Regions from separate parts of the Homo sapiens genome. Here region 1 is linked to region 2. Evidence: chromatin loops called from intact Hi-C (ENCODE). Cell type or tissue: PC-3. All regions are shown on one strand. Links, peaks and the distances in the headings refer to the core of each region. The heading gives the core; the rest is flanking DNA.

Evidence for each region. A loop is a pair of places that touch in the nucleus more often than their neighbours do. Peaks named below come from ENCODE experiments on the same cell type or tissue, not always from the same donor. Only the 100,000 strongest peaks of a DNase experiment are listed, where the experiment ranks them.
Region 1: a loop joins it to region 2, with 3 times the contacts of the local background. A loop is called at or near these places in 1 of 110 quality-filtered maps.

The regions. Positions count from the first base shown.
Region 1 is chr1:71,192,532-71,201,852 of GRCh38, forward strand. All of the region lies in intron 2 of ZRANB2-DT (ZRANB2 divergent transcript), which reads left to right. Among named protein-coding and RNA genes, the nearest start is that of ZRANB2-DT, 120 kb to the left of the region's middle. In PC-3, for the core only: a CTCF peak has its summit at 4,350 (motif pointing right); no DNase peak of the experiment used is centred there.
Region 2 is chr1:71,300,345-71,309,665 of GRCh38, forward strand. No RefSeq gene overlaps it. Among named protein-coding and RNA genes, the nearest start is that of ZRANB2-DT, 220 kb to the left of the region's middle. In PC-3, for the core only: no CTCF peak of the experiment used is centred there; a DNase peak (open chromatin) is centred at 3,507; H3K27ac peaks cover 1,485 bases.

The sequences.
Region 1 (9,321 bases), core at 1,906-5,905, 110 kb before region 2:
ATTAGAAAAGTCTGAATATGGGTATGGTTAATTTAAACTTTTGACAAAGATGGAATCTTATTCAGGGATATCTTCCTAGAATAATTAACTAGGTATACTTTTCTGCCATTTCCTTCTGAATGGGGGTACAGGCTGGGTTGAATTTTCAAGGAATTTAGTCTTAATCCTTGTGTCCTGTCTGTTTTTAAGTTATATCATTTTTTTTTTCCTGGACTGTGTAGATAAAAGTTTCATTTAATGACTAAAATCAAAGTAACCATCTCAATTCCCTCTAAGAGAAAAAGTTTTCCTTAGGCATGGGCATATCATATGAAAAAATCCTTCCTTTTGTGTTCTTCCTCCTCAGGACAATGGCTTCTTCTAGTATAGACTTTCAGTCTTTCTTTGGAAGAGGACTAGGAAAGGATGTATGATGTAGAGGAATTCTCTGTGACAGGAATGGGAAGAAAACACAGGTCTTTCAGTTCCAGAGGAAGAGAGCAGTAGATGGAATATAATAGGGACAAGGTCATATGTTAGTGATTTCTCTCCATGTGCCACACCTGCCCCATCAAGGTCATCCTTGAAAAGTGGGAGCAGAGTACATAAACACAACAGATAGAATTTTTACAGAAAGCTGAAATAAAAAGAGCTTGTGCTCTACTTTTCCATTTGGGTTTCTGGGAGGATACTAAATGAAATCACTCACATTAGCACTGGTGTGTGTATGGGTGCTGAGAACAGGAATGGTGGTGTAGAGAGCAGGCTGGACACCAGGCATCTCCCTTGGCTTCATATGGTATTAAAAAAGATGCAAAATGTCCTTGAATAATCAGAAGAGATGACGCAGAGGGAGCTAAGAGTAGAGAGCCAGAAGGCTGCTTTGGACAGTGGCCATATGGAGAATGTAGCTGAGATTTTAGATACTCTGTAATATGAGTGGGAGCCAGGATGGGCCAAGTCATTAGAGTAGGCATGGAGGTTTTCAAGCATTCTGAGAAAAATAGCCCAAGTTTTACCAGTCATGAATTTTAGCAACAGATTCCAAGGGCTTTAAATAATCATAAGGGGCCAGGAACATTTTTATGGATGCTGCCAAGGTTCTAGAAGAAAGAACAAAAGACAATTTTCTAATTTTGGGTTTCTTCTTTCCTCTATCATTAGGGCACTGAAGATATTATTTATATTCAGAGGCTATGTTGGTTTGGAGAAGGAAAGGTGAGAGAAACCTTAACCAGTACCAGAAGAGATTATGTTAATCTGACCATTTAAAGTAAACATGTCTGAGCTAGGGGCATGTCTCGTTTTATTATACTTGGCCTTGTTGTGCTTCACAGATACTATGTTGTTTACAAATTGAAGTTTGCTGCAATGCTGTTTGATAGTATTTTACCAGCAGTAGAACTTCTTTCATAATTAAAGTCTATTTTCTCAAACTTTGCTGCTGCATTATCAACTATGTTTATATAATACTTTAAATTCTTTGTTGTTATTTCAACAATGTTCACAGCATCTTCACCAGAAGTAGTTTCCATTTAAAGAAACTACTTTCTTTACTCATCCAAAAGAAGCAACTCTACATCCATTTAAGCTTTATCATGAGATTGTAGCAATTCAGTCATACCTTCAGGCTCCACTTCTTTTTTTTTTTTTTAAGACGGAGTCTCACTCTGTCGCCCAGGCTGGAGTGCAGTGGCACAGTCTCGGCTCACTGCAACCTCCACCTCCTGAGCTCAAGTGATTATCCTGCCTCAGCTTCCCAAGTAGCTGGGATTACAGGCACGCACCACCACGCCTGGCTAATTTTTGTATTTTTAGTAGAGACAGGGTTTCACCATGTTGGCCAGGCTGGTCTGAAACTCCTGACTTCAGGTGATCCGCTCACCTTGGTCTCCCAAAGTGCTGGAATTACAGACATAAGTCACCGTGCCCGGTAGGCTCCAATTCTAATTCTGTGTCTTTGATTATTTCTACCCCATCCGCAATTACTTCCTGTAGTGAAGTCTTGAACCCCTTAAAGTTATCTATGAGGGTTGGAATCAACTCCTTCCAAATTCCTTTCCAAAAGGTTACAATTTACTTTGCCCAGATCCATCTGAAAAATTTCTATCTAGGGCAACTATGGCCTTCCTTATAGTGTATTTTTTAAATAATAAGATTTGAAATTCAAAATTACTCATTGATCCATGGGCTGCCAAATGGATACTGTGTTAGCAGACATAAAAACAACATTCATCTCCTTTTATATCTCCATCAGAGCTCTTGGGTAACTAGGTGCATTGTCAATGAACAATAATGTTTTGAAAGGAATCTTTTTTTTCCCCAAGCAGTCATCTCAACAGTGGGCTTAAAATATTCAATAAACTATGCTGTAAGCAGATGTTCTGTCATCCAGGTCTTGTGGTTCCATTTCTAGGACACAGGCAGAATAGACTTAGCATAATTCTTAGGGGCCCTGGAATTTTTGGAATGATAAGTGAGCACTGGCTTTAACTTAAAGTCACTAGCTACATTAACCCCTAACAAGAGAGTTCAGTTTCTTTGGAGCGTTGGAGCCAGGCATTGACTTCTCCTCTGTAGCTATGAAAGTCCTAGATGGCATCTTCTTCCAATAGAAAGCTGTTTTTTCTACCGTAAAAATCCCTTGTTTGGTGTAGCTGCCTTCATCCATTATCTTAGCTAGATCTCCTGGATAACTTGCTGCAACTTCTACATCAGCACTTGCTGCTTCACCTTGCACTTTTATGTTATGGAGATGGCTTCTTTTCTTTAACCTTGTGAAACAACTTCTCCTGTTTTAAAATTTTCTTTTGCAGCTTCTTCAGCTCTCTCAGGCTTTATAGAATTGAAGAGAGTTGGAGTTTTGTTCTGGATTAGGGTTTCATTTAAGGGAATGTTGTGGTTGGATTGATCTTCTATCCAAACCACTAAAATTTTCTCTATATCAGCAATAAGACTGTTTTGCTTTCTTATCATTTGTGTGTTCACTGGAGTAGCACTTTTAATCTCCTTCAAGAACTTTTCCTTTGCATTAATGGCTGGGCTAACCAGCACAAAAGGCCTAGCTTTCAGCCTGTCTTGGCTTTCAAAATGCCTTCTTCACTAAGCTTAATCATTTCTAGCTTTTGATCATCTAAAATGAGTGAGTACAGCTCTTCCTTTCACTGGAACACTTAGAGATCATTGTAGAGTTATTAATTGGCCAAATTTCAATATTGTAGTGTCTCAGGGAATAAAGAGGCCCATTGCGAGGGAGAACGATGGGCGAATGGCCAGTTGGTGGAGCAGTCAGAACATACACAACACTTATCAATAAAGTCCGCAATCTTAAATGGGTGAGAATCATGATGCCCCAATTGAATTACAATAGTAACATCAAAGATCACTGACCACAAATCCCCATAACAGATAGAATAGTAATGCAAACATTTGAAATATTGTGAGAATTACCAAAATAGGACACAGAGAGATGAAGTGAGAACGTGCTGTTGGAGAAACGAATGGCACCAATAGACTTGCTCAACACAGGGTTGGCACAAATTTTCCATTTTTAAAAGCTCAATATCTGTGAAGTGGAATTGGTGAAGCACAAGAAGCAGAGTGTGCCTATATAAAGTTTCAGTTATGCAAGATGACTAAATTTTACAAGTCTGTACAACATTGTGTTTATAGTTAATAATACTGTAATGTGTACTTAAAAATGTTTGAGGGTATATCCTAAGTGTACTTGCCATAAAATTTTGTAGTTAGTTAGCTAATTCAATAACTTCCCTAATTCACTCAGACATATATGTAAGAGGCTGAGCCAGAATTTGAACCCAAGTCTGTCTGACTTTCCTATTATAGCAACTTATATAGTAATTGAATATACCTTGACAAAATAAATGTGTAATTCCTAATAGGGCCAAAGAAGCCAAGAAAAATCTGCCAAAGAAACCATAGTGGTGTAAAAAAGATCAGTTAGAATAGGACTTGCATAATTTCCCAAGACCAGATGAGGAGGGGGGTGGGAGCTACATTTTCTATTTATGCAGAAAAGGACCATTTACTGCAGAGGTGGATTAGCAGCTCAAGGATGTTACCAGTGGCTAAGGTGCATTATTCCTGAGCTCCTCCCCATCCAGAGCATAATAGCTTATTTCCCCTTCCTCTTAGATTCTGAGTCCAGTACTGTCTAACCTCCCAACATTAGCCATTTTGAAATACAGTGGCATCTTTGGTTTAGATATAAAATATGAATTTATACATAACCAGTAGAAATGTTTATTAAGTATTACATAGTAACTTTTGCTTTGTTTCTTACACCTTTACAGTGTAAAGTAGAATATAGGCATTCTTTTGATAGTAAATTTGTCCAGTTGTATATCCAGTAGATGTCAGCATTGGGCTGTTTCTGACCATTTAGTGTCTCTCCATATTATTTTGAAAGGACCATAAATATTCAGTATAAAATATACTGAGATGTAAAATAGCAGGTGCAGCAAATCTGTGGTGAGGATACATTTAATGGGTGAAGGATTCAATATTCCATCTATGTAGCAAACAACTGTATATAAAACCCCATCTGCAGCTTTTTTATCCATGTCCATTTTAAAAAATCAATTTATTTCAAAATATCAGAGTACTATTTTGTAGAAGATAGCTTTATACAATTAAGTGACAAAACGGATTAAAGCCATTGAAAGAAATATAAATATTTAAGTAATTTTAGGTTGCATCTGCTTAAATTCAGAAAGGGACACTAAAGAATTTTTTACAATCTCATTAAGAGATAATTTCAACATTAAAGATTTGGCAGAATGGTCCTTGAGTTACTCTCTTTTCTCTCTTTCCTCCTCAATATTAAGATTTTAGCTCCTTTACAACACATTAAAACCGTTTCTGGTAATGTGCACCTCAGTGAAGCCAAATGGATGATTGATCAACATTAGGTGGAAGATAATATGTGTAATTCATGCCTCCAGTAGATTCTAGAGTTGACCCAAATATTTTAGACTCTTGGCACGTAGAACAAAAGTTTCCTATGATATTGCTCAGTTCTGTGGTTGGACTAAGCAGATCCGGCCTGTGTCAAACAAAAATTGATTAAGAAGAAGTGAAAACATCCTTATTTCCTTAAGAGTAGAATCCAAGCTTAGTCAATTCATTACAATTCCCACAGCAGCAGAGTGATGGAAGCCAGAAAAAGCTAGAGAAATCATTTAGTACAGCATCTTCATATGGAAATTGAAGACCAAAGAGACAAAAAGACCTGCTTGAGGTGTCAGAGCTAGTGTGTAAAAAAGAGTCTTCTCAGCATTCTAGTTCATTTCAGAACAAAAAAGATATGCTGAGAACATGCGCATATTCTATAGTAGACTTTAAGAGGAATTAAAAATTGTCCTTTTCTCAAGGTTCTTGGAAGATAGGAGAATTCAGGAAATAGAAGCATTGATAGAACATCAAAATATATTTAGCAATTTTAATGACAGATGTATGCTCAGGGTACACATAAGGAACACTTAGCCTAGTCAGGAAGGTTCTTCATAATTTCTAGAAAAATAGCTATGTGTTGCTTGAAAACTCTTTCAGGAGCTTTGTTACCAAACTAGGAAAAAGAGAGCATCACTCTTTGATGGGGAAGCAAATGAGGGCTGAAGCTGTCTTGACTGATCCACTACATTTTGTCCTTTTGGGGATTTTCCCCCAGCTTGAAGATCAGTGCAGTCCAATATTTTCCAAGTGCTGGTAATGTCTGTATCAGAATCATCTCAGAGATTAGGATTTAGAAGATTGAGTGGCCTAAAGAAAAGAAAAGCAAAAATGGAAATAACAAGAATTTTGAGGCACAGACAAATAAAGGAACCACGGATCTAGCCTACACTGAGCCACCCACACGAGTTCATCTTGAGATCAATAGCATGAAATTTGTTACTTTAAGAAATGTAGTCTTTGGGCCGGGCGCGGTGGCTCACGCCTGTAATCCCAGCACTTTGGGAGGCTGAAGAGGGCAGATCACCTGAGGTCAGGAGTTCGAGACCAGTCTGGCCAACATGGTGAAACCCCATCTCTTCTTAAAATACAAAAGATTATCTGGGTGTGGTGGTATGCACTTGTAATCGCAGCTACTCAGGAGGCTGAGGCAAGAGAATCACTTGAACCCGGGAGGCGGAGGTTTCAGTGAACTGAGATCACGCCATTGCACTCCAGCCTGGGCAACAAGAGCGAAACTCTATCTCAAAAAAAAAAAAAAAGAAATGTAGTCTTTGGTTCTGTAAGAGAACCAAGTTAGATAGTTCAGTTAGATAGTTCATACAGAAATCAATACCATAACTGTGACCTCATTAATACTTTATTCTCACCCATAAAATTCTTAGGTCACCATGTGTGATGACTACATCCAAAGAGAGTGAGTGGCTTGAGACATTGGTAGTATGTGTATCTGATCATATCAATATGTTAAAATGACGTTCAAAGTATGATCTACCTCAGAATAATCTAGGTGAGTTTCAATGATCTTGCAATAGACTGCTATCTGGAAATGATGGTTTAGCAAATCTTTTCCTTGCTTTTTTCTGAATGATGGGAAAGAACACCTCTTTTATGGGCACTATATAGTATTTCCAACCATATTCTTTCATCTTTTTGGGACACTTCAGGGAAACACATTAGGTCATAACTCAGCACTAGAGGAAAATTCTGATGATGAACCTAGCTTTTTCAAGCCTCTTTGACATTAATCTGCCATATGCAATTACTGTGTGTAAGATTGAAGATCATATTTCAGTTCTGTATACCAGAACACAAAACCCTATCATATAATTCATCCAAATCATTGGAGAGATATTCCTTTGCAGATAACCAGCATAGTACTAGGAATAGGGACAGATTCTAGGGAATATAATTACTCAGTTTCTCGGTTAGTGGTGTCAGGATCAGTGACAAAAATTATTGTGCATTTTCTGTGGACTAAAATTATTCACTCAGTGGCAAAAAGAAAATGTACTTTAATACCCAAGCTGCTTTTCATTTGAATTAACTAACAAACATTCTAGATAATATTTTGGTGTACTTTCAACACTCTCTGTTTCTCCCCATTTTATTAAAATATAAATGAGTTCACAGTTATGGTTTGATTTGTGTATGAACTATCTAACTTGGTTGTCTTACAGGTCCAAAGAATACATTTCTTAAAGTGACAAATTTCATTCTATTGATCTCTGTTTCTGTGTGTTTTAGGTGGTTTTATTTGAAATTTATTCATCATGCAGATGAGAATTGTGAGAGAAGTAAATGGGGTTGTAAATAGGGATGGGGAGATGGTTGTGGGGATGCCGTTCCTCAGTTTGGACATAGTAGTTCTTACCCTCCATTTGCATGGCTTTTTAGAAATAAAGTCAAGTTTGCATAGGAATGCTGTACTTGAGTAGAAATTTAATACTTTTCCAGATTAATTCATAGGTCTTACTCATATAAAGAATAGGTTTTCTTTATAAAGTCCTTCATTTATCCCTTTCCAAGATGAATTATTTTAGCACGTTCATTAATCTAGTTTCATTACTCTGGATATTTTAACCTATTTTATTAATCGGTTACCATTTGCCTATTTTCCTTTTTGCTATGTAGGGAAGGCATTTTCTTTTGGGTTGGAGACCCAAGAAATAGGCAGGATATCAGAGAGTTTTTGTTTCTTCCCCATAAGTAGCCTACAAATCAAATCTTTTCTTAATTGAGGCCATGTATTTTGGTTTCAGTGGCCAGACTTCGAACACTGCACCCAATACTATCTCACTGATGGATATTGATTCTGAAGTTGATTAAAATGATCAGCTTTAATGGACACAATCTCATGAGGAGGATGCACATTTAGGGTTCAGTTGATTCTTTGTCCCTCAGAGAGACAAATATCTTAGGGTCATACAGCTGCTGTATGATCTCTGGAATCAGTCTGTTTATTTTTGCCAGTGTACCAAACTAGTCTCAGAGGGGTTTAGCATATTTAGTGTATTTTTGCTGATATTAACTGAGAAATACATGTGTGTATGTGTGGGGTGTGTGTGTTTGTGTGTGTGTGTGTTTTCTAGGTAGCTTTATTTGAAATTTATTCATCATGAAAATGAGGGTTATCTGCATACCTTTTAATTCAGAGTTAGTCTTTTTACTTGATTTTCCCTAAAGACTGCCTGTCAGTGCTTCAAAAACATCAATGACTGATAGATTTCTATTCTATACAGCTGCCTGGGCAGCTGTGGTAATGAAATGTGAATATGCTTTCACAGTATCTGAAGATTTCTGCTTGGGATTATGAGCAGAAAGAACAGATTTTTAAGAGAATGTTAGCATATTCTTCAAATGTTGTTTTGAAACTGATGAAACAAAATAATCTATCATTCTAGGGCTGCTTTAGCTTTATTGGTTCTAACAAGAAGATATCCTCCCATTAAAATCCTCTGCCTCTGTCTTTCTCTCTCTCTCTCTTCTCTCTCTTTCTCTTTAGACCTCATTATAATAGAAGTCAGGAGATCTGCTCTCAAAGACAGCACAGTAATAAGCACTAAAGGGTTGTTTTCAAAGAAATGAGATACAATCCTGCATGGGTGAAATGTTAAAGAAAAGAAAAACGCCTTTTAAATGTCCTTTCTATGCGTATACCCTTATGATTTAAAGTGATTTAGAAACTATTTTCTGCCATTTGAATGAAACAGGTCATGTTTCCCCTGAGTATGAATATTTCCGATTATTTTTACATTATTTTTATCTGAGCATAAAATAATTATTCCTTAAAAAAAGGTGTAGAGTCTACATAAAATCAATGTGGTCAGACTCTGTTTTTATTATTTTCCTGAAACACACAAAGCAGATTATTTTATTTTATTTTTTAAACTGAAAATTAACAATTACAGGTCATCTAAAGAGAATCAAATGATAAATAATGTTTAGAGGTACAAACTCAACAGACTACCTCAAGCCTAAGGCAGCCCTGTGTGTGGATCTATCTCAGACCCCAGCCAGGGAACAAGCTAGAGGCACAAATGTCACTGCGAGATCAATACAATATATTCCAGAGCCAGTCATTTCAGGTCTTGAGGGTGCCAAGAACACTGCACATCAGTTGGTACACAGAATGTTTCAGCATGGAGGAGGCATAAACAAAGAGCACTCACACTCCTCCAGGAACAAGAGGAGATGGCTTTTAGTAAATACAGTATACAGATTTTCGAGACTGTAACTAGGGTGTCCAGTTAATGAAATATTTTTTAAGAACTATAATAAGAGGCAATATTACTTAGCCTAAAATCACTACAACCCTTTGAGGTGAAGGTCTACATGCAATCTTAATATCTTAAATTTCCACAGGAAAAT
Region 2 (9,321 bases), core at 1,967-5,966:
AATGGCAGAGATCACCCTAATTGTGATCTTCTTGGGCTACTGAAGAAGTCTTATTTTAGTTTTGCTTAACTGAGAGAAAACTAAATTTAAACAATTATATTTAGATGCCAAACCTACCAACTAAACCAACAAACCAACCACTATAGTTTGAATGTGTTCCCCAAATTTCATGTGTTAAAAACTTAGTCCCCAATTTCATATGTTGATTGGAGGTAGACCCTTTGGGGGTTAATTGGGATTAAATGAGGTCATAAGGTTAGGACCTCTATAATTGAACCAGTGGCTTTATAAGAAAAGAAAGAGGGACCTGAGCTAATACACATGCTCTTGCCCTCTCACTATGTGATGTCTTCCACCATGTTATCAGGTAGCAAGGAGGCCCTCACCAGATGCTGGCACCATACTTTTGGACTTCCCAGCCTTCAAAACTATAAGAAATAGGCCAGACACAGTTGCTCACGCATGTAATCTTGGCACTTTGAGGGGCTGAAGCAAGAGGATCACTTGAGCCCAGGAGTTCAAGACCAGCCTAGGAAACATAGTGAGACCTGGACTCTACCAAAAAATTAAAAAATTAGCCAGGAATGGTGGCACTCTCCTGTAGTCCCAACTACTCTACTCAGGAGGCTGATGTGGGAGGATCACTTGAGACTGGAAGATCGAGGCTGCGGTGAGCTGTGATCCACTGCACTCCAGCCTGGGCTACAAAGCAAGACCCTGTCTCAAAAAAGAAAGAAGGAATAAAATAAATGTATTGTCTTTATACATTTTCCAGTCTGCAGTATTCTGTTATAGAAATGCAAAGTGGACTAAGTCACCAACCAATTTAAAGGAGGCTGAAGATCCAACTGGATGGCATCATGATAGGTTGATGAGGGTGCTGAAAAGATGGTGAGTTGAAGAAGATACCAAGTTCCTTCTTATAATCGGATTTTGCAAATCAGTCATGGAGAATGTGTTGACAGTTTTTTTTTTAAGATGTTTGCAATTGGGTGGGGCTGAAATTTTATGTGATTGGTGTGTGTGGATATGTACTCCCAAGAGTCTTCATATTAAACTCTGAACTTCAACTTTCTTGTATCCATTTCCCTTCCTCTCTCCCTCCTTTGATCTCTCCCTTCCTTTCTTCCTGATTCTCATTTACTGACAAAAAATACTATTCCTGTTTTATAAAGATGAAAATATTTTTGGAGGGGATATCTCCAGGAATTAGAAAGATGTTAATAAACTTGTCCTTAAAGTGGTCAAAGGAGTAAGTTTAGTTGTTAAAAGCAAGAATTTGGAAGTCAGGCGGACCTAGGTTCGAGTCCCTATTCTATCACTTGGTATCTGTGTGGCCTTTAGCAATTGACTTATCCTCTCTAAATATCTGTTTCTTCCTCTGTAAAATACAGATAATAATGGTATTTACCTTGTAGGCTTGTTGTAAGAATTAAATGATACAAAGCATCACTGAGCTTGTTGTAAGAGCTAGATAAATATTTTCAAACACTTTTGAAGAGCTATGATACAAAGTACATGAGCGCTTGAAAAAGTACCTTGGAAATAGATGCCAGGCATGTGTACATGAAGTTTTTCTGCCATTTACTGTCTTCAGATGTCAGAGTACATGACGTATTCGTTGTTGTAGTTCCAGTATTAAGTACTGTTTCCAAAACCATAGTAGACATTCAGTAAGTCTTTGCTCAATGAATGAGTGAATGAATAAATAAATGATCTAGAATAGCAAATAAATCTCATCTTCAGTGCCAAGTCTTATTAATTAGTAGGGTTCAGGAAGAATTATTGGGTGCATATGTGCTAAGCTTGCACCAATCAATTTGACAGGTCTATCTAGCTAGGGCATAGGCACAGGGAGAGGCAGCATGAATACTACATATGCATTGATTGAGGCCTCAGCCCTTAATTTAAGAAAGGGAAGATACCAGAAAATTGGAATTAAGGAGATGGTATTTCCATTTGTGTCCACTTGCTTTTAATTAGAAGAGTGAAGTAATTTTCCACATTCACCTCCAAAAGACCTGTATCAGAAAAAGTTGTGTTGGTCACAATCTTAAGGTCTTTTGTGCAAACTATGAGCACTTCTTCTCTCCTCCTATGTCTTTTAGGTGCAGAGAAACAGATGTTCCCAACTCTTCCCATTATTTGTAGCTCCCATTTTATTCAGATATTGAAGCATCTTGCATACAATTTGCCACTTGACAAATCTTATTCTATTAAGCTAGATTAGAATTACCAGTTGAGATTTTAAACACTAAAAACATGCCATCATTGGAACTCTTATTCACAGTTCTTAGCATGGGTTCAGGTATTTCTATTTGGGGAATATTCACAGGTGAGACTGAAGGATAGCTATAGTTGAGAACTATTAGTATTCAAAATACTTTTCTTTGAATTCATTTGAATTATGGCTTCAAATATTCTTATTTGTGAATCCTTAATTTTCTTTTTTTTAAAATAAGAGTAACATTATCAAGTTACTATGAGAATCAGAGGCAATTTTAATTCTAGACACTTCATAAGTGCTCAATAAAATGCAAATTAATCTTTGTGCCACTAAATAGATGTTGTAAGGAAGATGTAATTCTAAATCTGAAGGGATTTGAGGCATTTGGAAAAATACAATGTTATTAACAAAATATACAGTCCTTTAAATCTATTAAATTCTAGTGGTTTACCCAAAATGATCATGGAATTAGATATTTTAATTAATTTACTTCCCTGGGCTAGTCAGAAAATAAATTTTGATTTAATTCTCATTGCTGAAAAGATTCCCAAAATCTAATAATCTTTTCTGTCTTAAAAAAGTCTCCTATAGTGTACATAACAGAATCAGTTTTGACAATTGCAATATCCCAGTGTTATCATTCAGAACAAAACATTTCCATTGTGCCAAAGTGTCACCATTGTTTACTGAAGATGACTAAGGTGAAATATTCAGACACTCAGGACCTATTTGAGAGGTTGTTTTATTGCTTTTTGTTTGGGTCTTTATTTCTAACATAAACCATTTTTCCATTCATATCTTGTAGTAACCTTGAAGAGTTCTTATGTGAAATAGTCTTGTGAAATAACATCTGATATCAGTCCTAAAGAACTCTCTCTTCTATTTGGACCTTTTAAGTTGTACCCCCAGCCAAAAAGTAAAATCAAATAGGACTGCTTCTTTAATAGATGTTATCACTTTGGGCTATGTTCTAGAGAGGACAGGAGTAGAGAGACTGAATCTCCTCTATTTTAAGCTGTGTGCTTTGGACACTATTGGTAGGCCATTGTTTATACTCCTTATAGTAAAATAGTCACCCTCTTTTAATAATACTTGCTTCACCACATTCTCATAAAGATGAAGTGTGCTAACATTGGTAAAACATGAAAGGGCTAGGTCCCTCACTACTTGTTTACTAATTTATCTCCAATGCCAAGAAGAGTCCTTGAGGAAATATTTGTGGTGTGAATGAATAAATATTATTCTTCCTTTCCTCACCATCTGAGTCACCATAGCGCTTTTACTGTTCCTTTATAATGGTATTTGTATTAGTCCGTTCTCTCAATGCTATAAAGAACTACCTGAAACTGGCTAATTTACAAAGAAAAGAGGTTTAATTGGCTCACCGGTCTGCAGGCTGTACAGGAAGCATGACTGGAGAGGCCTCAGGAAACTTAGAAAAGGCGAAGGGGAAGCAGGCACATCCCAAGTGGCTGGAGCAGGAAGGAGAGGGGGAAGAAGGAGATGCTACACACTTTTAAACAAACAGATCTCATGAGAACTCACTGTCATGAGAACAGCAAGGGAAAAGTCCACCCCCAGATCCAATCACTTCCCACCAGGCCCCTCCACGAACATTGGGGATTAAAATTTGACATGAGATTTGGGCGAGAACACAAATCCAAACCATATAAGTATTCATTATGTTCTCCACTATAAACTAGTTAGTTATGTAACTCTTGTATTATGCAATTAGCTCCCTTAGCACAGGCCTCACTAATGTCTCTCATAAATTTGTTCCTCCACAGAACACAGCATAGTATGTGACATAAAGGCTTGATGACTGTGTTGAATGAATGTATGTTGTAAGTAAACCCAACTACGTAAGTAGTGTATGTAATGAATGCTTATTATTTTTATAAATGATCTTGACTAATAATAGAAATTCTCCACTGCAAATCTTGCTGAATTTAGCAAAAAGATTATTACTGATAGTATCTTATATTTTTCTTTCAACCTTCTTGAATAGCACTGCATGTTTTTTAAATTCTAAACACGTATGGTGACTGTTTTAATGATATTTAAAGTCACACAAATATGTGAGACCTATTATAATAGAATTCTTTGAGAACCGAAAGGTATTCTAAGTAGTACAGTTTTTTCTTTTTGCAGAATGCCGCCAGCATTAGGCTCAATGGGAAAGATGGTGAAATTGGGTTGATTCCTTATTTTTAGCCTCTGTTAGATGATTGTAATTCATTATTTGCTAGGTTACCTGAGGGTATACTTCATCAACGCTCATGCATTTAGAATGCTGCTGCTTATGTCTCCTGGGATCCAGGCTTTCCCAGCCTATCACTCCTCCTGAAATCTCCCCACTGCCTCCCAAAGAAGTAGTGTGTCAATATTATGTTTTTATTGATAGCCACACAATTCACGTTCCACTTCTTTCCCTAAACTTTTTTCATTATGTGATTGTATCTGCTGGCTTAGGCCTTTTATGCTAGCCATTTATTTTGCCCCCAAGCATCTGGCCTTTAAAAATATAATGCATTTTACTGGCTTATTGAATAAGAGATATATGGCTTTGCTGGTAGTCAGGCATGCTGTGCTTACACACTCTGAATATTACTAAAGTATTTCGGCTTCCTTAATACTTTGTTAATTCTCATAATGGCCTGCCAAATTTCCTAGTTGTTGTGCAATTGTTATTCTTATACTGCATTAAAAAATAAGTTAGGCTGGGTATTGGTTCTTTTTTCTTTTCTTTTTTTTTTTTTTTTTTTTTTTTTGAGACAGAGTCTTGCTCTGTCACCCAGACTGGAGTGTAATGGCGTGATCTTGGCTCACTGCAACCTCTCCCTCCCAGATTCAAGCGATTCTCCTGCCTCAGCCTCCCGAGTAGCTGGGATTACAGGCACATGCTACCACGCCTGGCTAATTTTTGTATTTTTAGTAGAGACGAGGTTTTGCCATGTTGGTCAGGCTGGTCTTGAACTCCTGACCTCAGCTGATCTCCCAAAATGCTGGGATGGATATTGGTTCTAAGGCTGAAGACTCTGATACCTTAGGAAATGCTATAATACATAACTCACACCATCAATTTTCAGATGCAAAGTTCTTTTACATAATGGTAAAGTGATAATTCTAATAAAAAAGAAAGTTTTTAAAAAGATTTGACTCTGTCTCATATTCTCATCCATAAACTAAAGATTAATAACTTAGAAAGCATTATTCTAAAATGTGACTTCACAACAAGACAATTATAAATTAAGAGAAAGGAGTAATTATTTTCAGCTAATCTAGAGAACATGCTTTAAGTGTGGTCAATTGAGTAAAAAACTAATATTTGATACTTATCAATATATATCTGAAAATACTATTTTACCTGATTATTTGAGACACATTTTCAAATTATTAAAACTACAGGGAAAAGTTGCTCCACTTCAAAGGTATCAATAGAGTTCATAACTTTGATATTTTAAAAACACTCACTGGAAAGTGTTCATCCAAAATGATACATATCTAAAAATCAGTACCAGGCTCTATAGTTATAATATGAGGGAAATAGGCACCACTTTAAGAAATTTTAAAAAAGAACAAGAAGTCAGAGTCGGAGCACTAAAGGTGAATCAGCTATAAGTAGGATGTGATTCCCCAATTAGCTCTTTAGTGCCTTAATAACAGCGTTTTTAACACTTGTTACAATGTCTAGTAAAGGTTTTTGTGCTCATCTTCTCCCATTAAACTGTGAGCTTATCATGTGCACAAGACTTTTATTCATCATTATATCTGCAGCACCTAACCCAGTGTCTACCACAGGGTGGCTTTGTGTTAATTTATTATTAATAATAATTAGAATAACTAAGGTAAAATATAACAATAAAATTTAATTTAAGGATGTATTAACAGGGAAGTAAAAGCAAGAACTGAGAAATAATTAGTACACCACAGTTGGCATTTGATAGGATCTTCCAAACCTTATTTGCAGTTTCAGAATAGAATTTGTAAGAATAATATTGAGAAACTTGATAGGCTAGAAAGAAGACAACATAGCTCTTTGGAAAGAAGTGAAGCTTATATAGTGATTAACTCCTCCAAAATAATAGGGAAATTCCTATGGAATTTTGCTATAGGGATTTGTAAAAGGGCAAGACCCTTAATTCCCAGGTTTCAAATGTTTGTCTACTTAGCTGTTAAGATTAATTTTTAAGTAGACTTTAAATTAATGATACTACTTTCTATATCAGTTAGAATCAAGTTAGGCTGCCAGTAATAAAGAACCCAACCCCATTTGCCCCAAAAGTGGCTTAAACAAGATAAACATTTATTTCTCTATTAGGTAAACATGCCCACAGTTAGTTCCATGCTTAGCCTCACTTTCAGAAGAGATCTAGGTTCATTCTAGCTTGCCTACCATCTTTAGCATATTGACTATGATTTAAAGTGGCTGGTCAAATTGGTAATAATTATATTTACATTCCAACAAGTACAACCAATGAGGGGACCAAGAGGGGCCTCTCCTTTCCCTTAAGGAGACTTCTTGGAATTAGCACATAAAAGTCTTGCTTGTATCTCATTAGCTACGTTCTCTTTCTGTTAATGAGAAGGAAGATCAGCTACATATTGAGAGGCAACCAGCAATTTCTGTGACATGGTAAAACAAACAAACAAACAAAAAACATACACTCTTGGTTAAAAAAAAAAGCATAGAAATAGTGTAGAAGGATACAGGTACGAAGCTGAAATTTTCCTCTCACTTTAATAAACATCTGTCATAGTCTGCTTACAATTTTTTGAATAATCTTTTCTCCTAAGAGTTCCTGACTCTTGTTTTTATTTTGCTGAGAAAAAACGAACAAACCTGTAGTTTGTAGGCTTCCCTTTGGCCAGCGCTTAAATATATGATGGAAGCTTAATCAATTGAATGCATCTGTGTGAAGCTGTGATTCAGAACTGAGTTATATGGGGAAAGAGGTAGAGTTCAGGGCATCCATTTGCTAGAACAGATGTGGCAGAAGCTTCATGGTTCTGGAGTCAATGGCTGTAATGGCAACTTCCTGATTCAGTGCTTCCTGATTGTGGTGCTGTAAATACATGTAAATGTGTTTCACATGTGTTTCTGGCAGTGTGGCTCTGGAGCTGACAGCTGTGGAGGCAGCTTTATGACTCAGCAGCAACTTAATTGTGGCAGAGACAGCATCTCTGTTAAGTTGGCCAGTTCTGCAGTGTGTCTGGAAGTCTTTTAGGAATCTTCAGTCTAGGAGATCTATCTTCATCTTCTGCAGGGATTCCTTCAACCTAAGAAATTAAACCTACCAATAGAGTCACCGCCCCCTTGCAAACCTCCTGAATCTTTCCTCTCTACAACTCACTTCCTTTCCCACCAAGATAATTACTATCTTGAATTTGGTGTTTTCATTTCCATACATATACATTTTTAACCTATGTATATCTTAAGTATATAGTATGTATATAATATTCTTTTATCTGGCTTTACTCATATATGAATGACATCATTCTTCAAGTATTCTTCTGTAGTTTTTATCAATTTCACATTATGTTTATGAGATTTATCCATATTCATTCATGTAACTTTGGCTAATTGATTTTCACTGTGGCATAGCATTATATAAATTTAATATAATACATTATCTAGCTCATGTTAATGGAAAATTAGTTTCCAATATTTGCTATTATAAACAATTCTACTAAGAAGTCACCTTTTTAAAATATATGTGTCTGTTTGCTTACACAAATAAGAGTTTATTTATGGTGTACACCTAGGGATGGTTTGCTGGGCTAGGGTATTTACACCTTCAAATTTATTAGTTACCACAACATTTTTCTTCAAGGTGGTTGCATGAGTTTGTATTCCTATGAACAGTATATTAGTGTTGCCCTTTATCCACTTTTTTTGCCAACACATGATATTGTCAGAGTTCTTAAGTTTTGCCAAACAATAGGTGTGAAAGGTATTTCATTGTGCTTTTAATTGACATTTCTCTCATTATCACTGAGGTAAATCATCTTTTAATAGGTTTATTGGCCATTTGAGATTAAAAACCTTGGTAAATTTCTTATTTATATCCTTTTCTCATTTTTTCATTGAGTTGATTTGTAAGAAGGCTTTTTAGTATTCTGGATAATGATCTTTTTCTGTTTTATTTGTTGCAAGTATCTTTTCCCAAGTCTAGGACTTGCCTTTTATTTTAAAATTATATCTTTTCACTTACAAAAGTTTTAAAATGATAATGCTATTGAACTTGTCAATAACATTTTCTATGGCTTTGTGTCTTGTTTTAAAAAGTTTCTCTGTTGAAGTCACAAAAATATCCCCTATATTACCCTTTAAAAGTTTTATAGTTTTGCCTATAAAACATTAAGGCGATGCATTAGTCAGTATAATCAGAGAAGTAGAACCACCAGGAATAATGTAGATTTATTTATTTAGGAACTTGATCTTTTATCGCTGTAGAATCTGGTAAAATAGTCTTGGTTCTGTTTTCTTCTGCATCTGATACTTAGCATAAAGTCACAGGTCAGGCAGTAGGAAAAGGACAGATGTGAAATGGGGAGAGCTGGCAAAAACCAAAACTGTGAGGAACAAGCTGCAATCTGCCTTCCTTTCTTATTGAGTCAGCATTGGCCTTTTCTCATCTCCAAGCCACCAACCTTGAAGCTGAGGATGATCTATAGGACATGCTGGCTATCACTCTTGTTACAGAACTGCAATAGCACCTGACCCAAGTTGTGGAAAAGGTAATTTAAAAATATCCCATGGGAGGTGGAGGATTTATGGACTCAGGTGCTTCCTTTGCCAAAAAGATTGGCCAGTAGATGGCAAAAAAAATGTGCATGAGCCACAAGAAGGCCTAACCTACATTGAATTTCAGGGAGTACATATAGTCACTGTTCTCATCTTCCTTTCAAATCACAAGCAAGTTTCTTTGGTGGTCATAACAAACCACTAAAAACGTACAGAAAAGAAAATTCTAGAAAACATAATTCAAATTTGCCAAGCTGACTCTTTACGAAGCCATACACAGAATTTTTGTGCATTGTGTAGCATAGCAATTAAAATTTATTTCTTTTTTCATCCGGATAACCCCAGA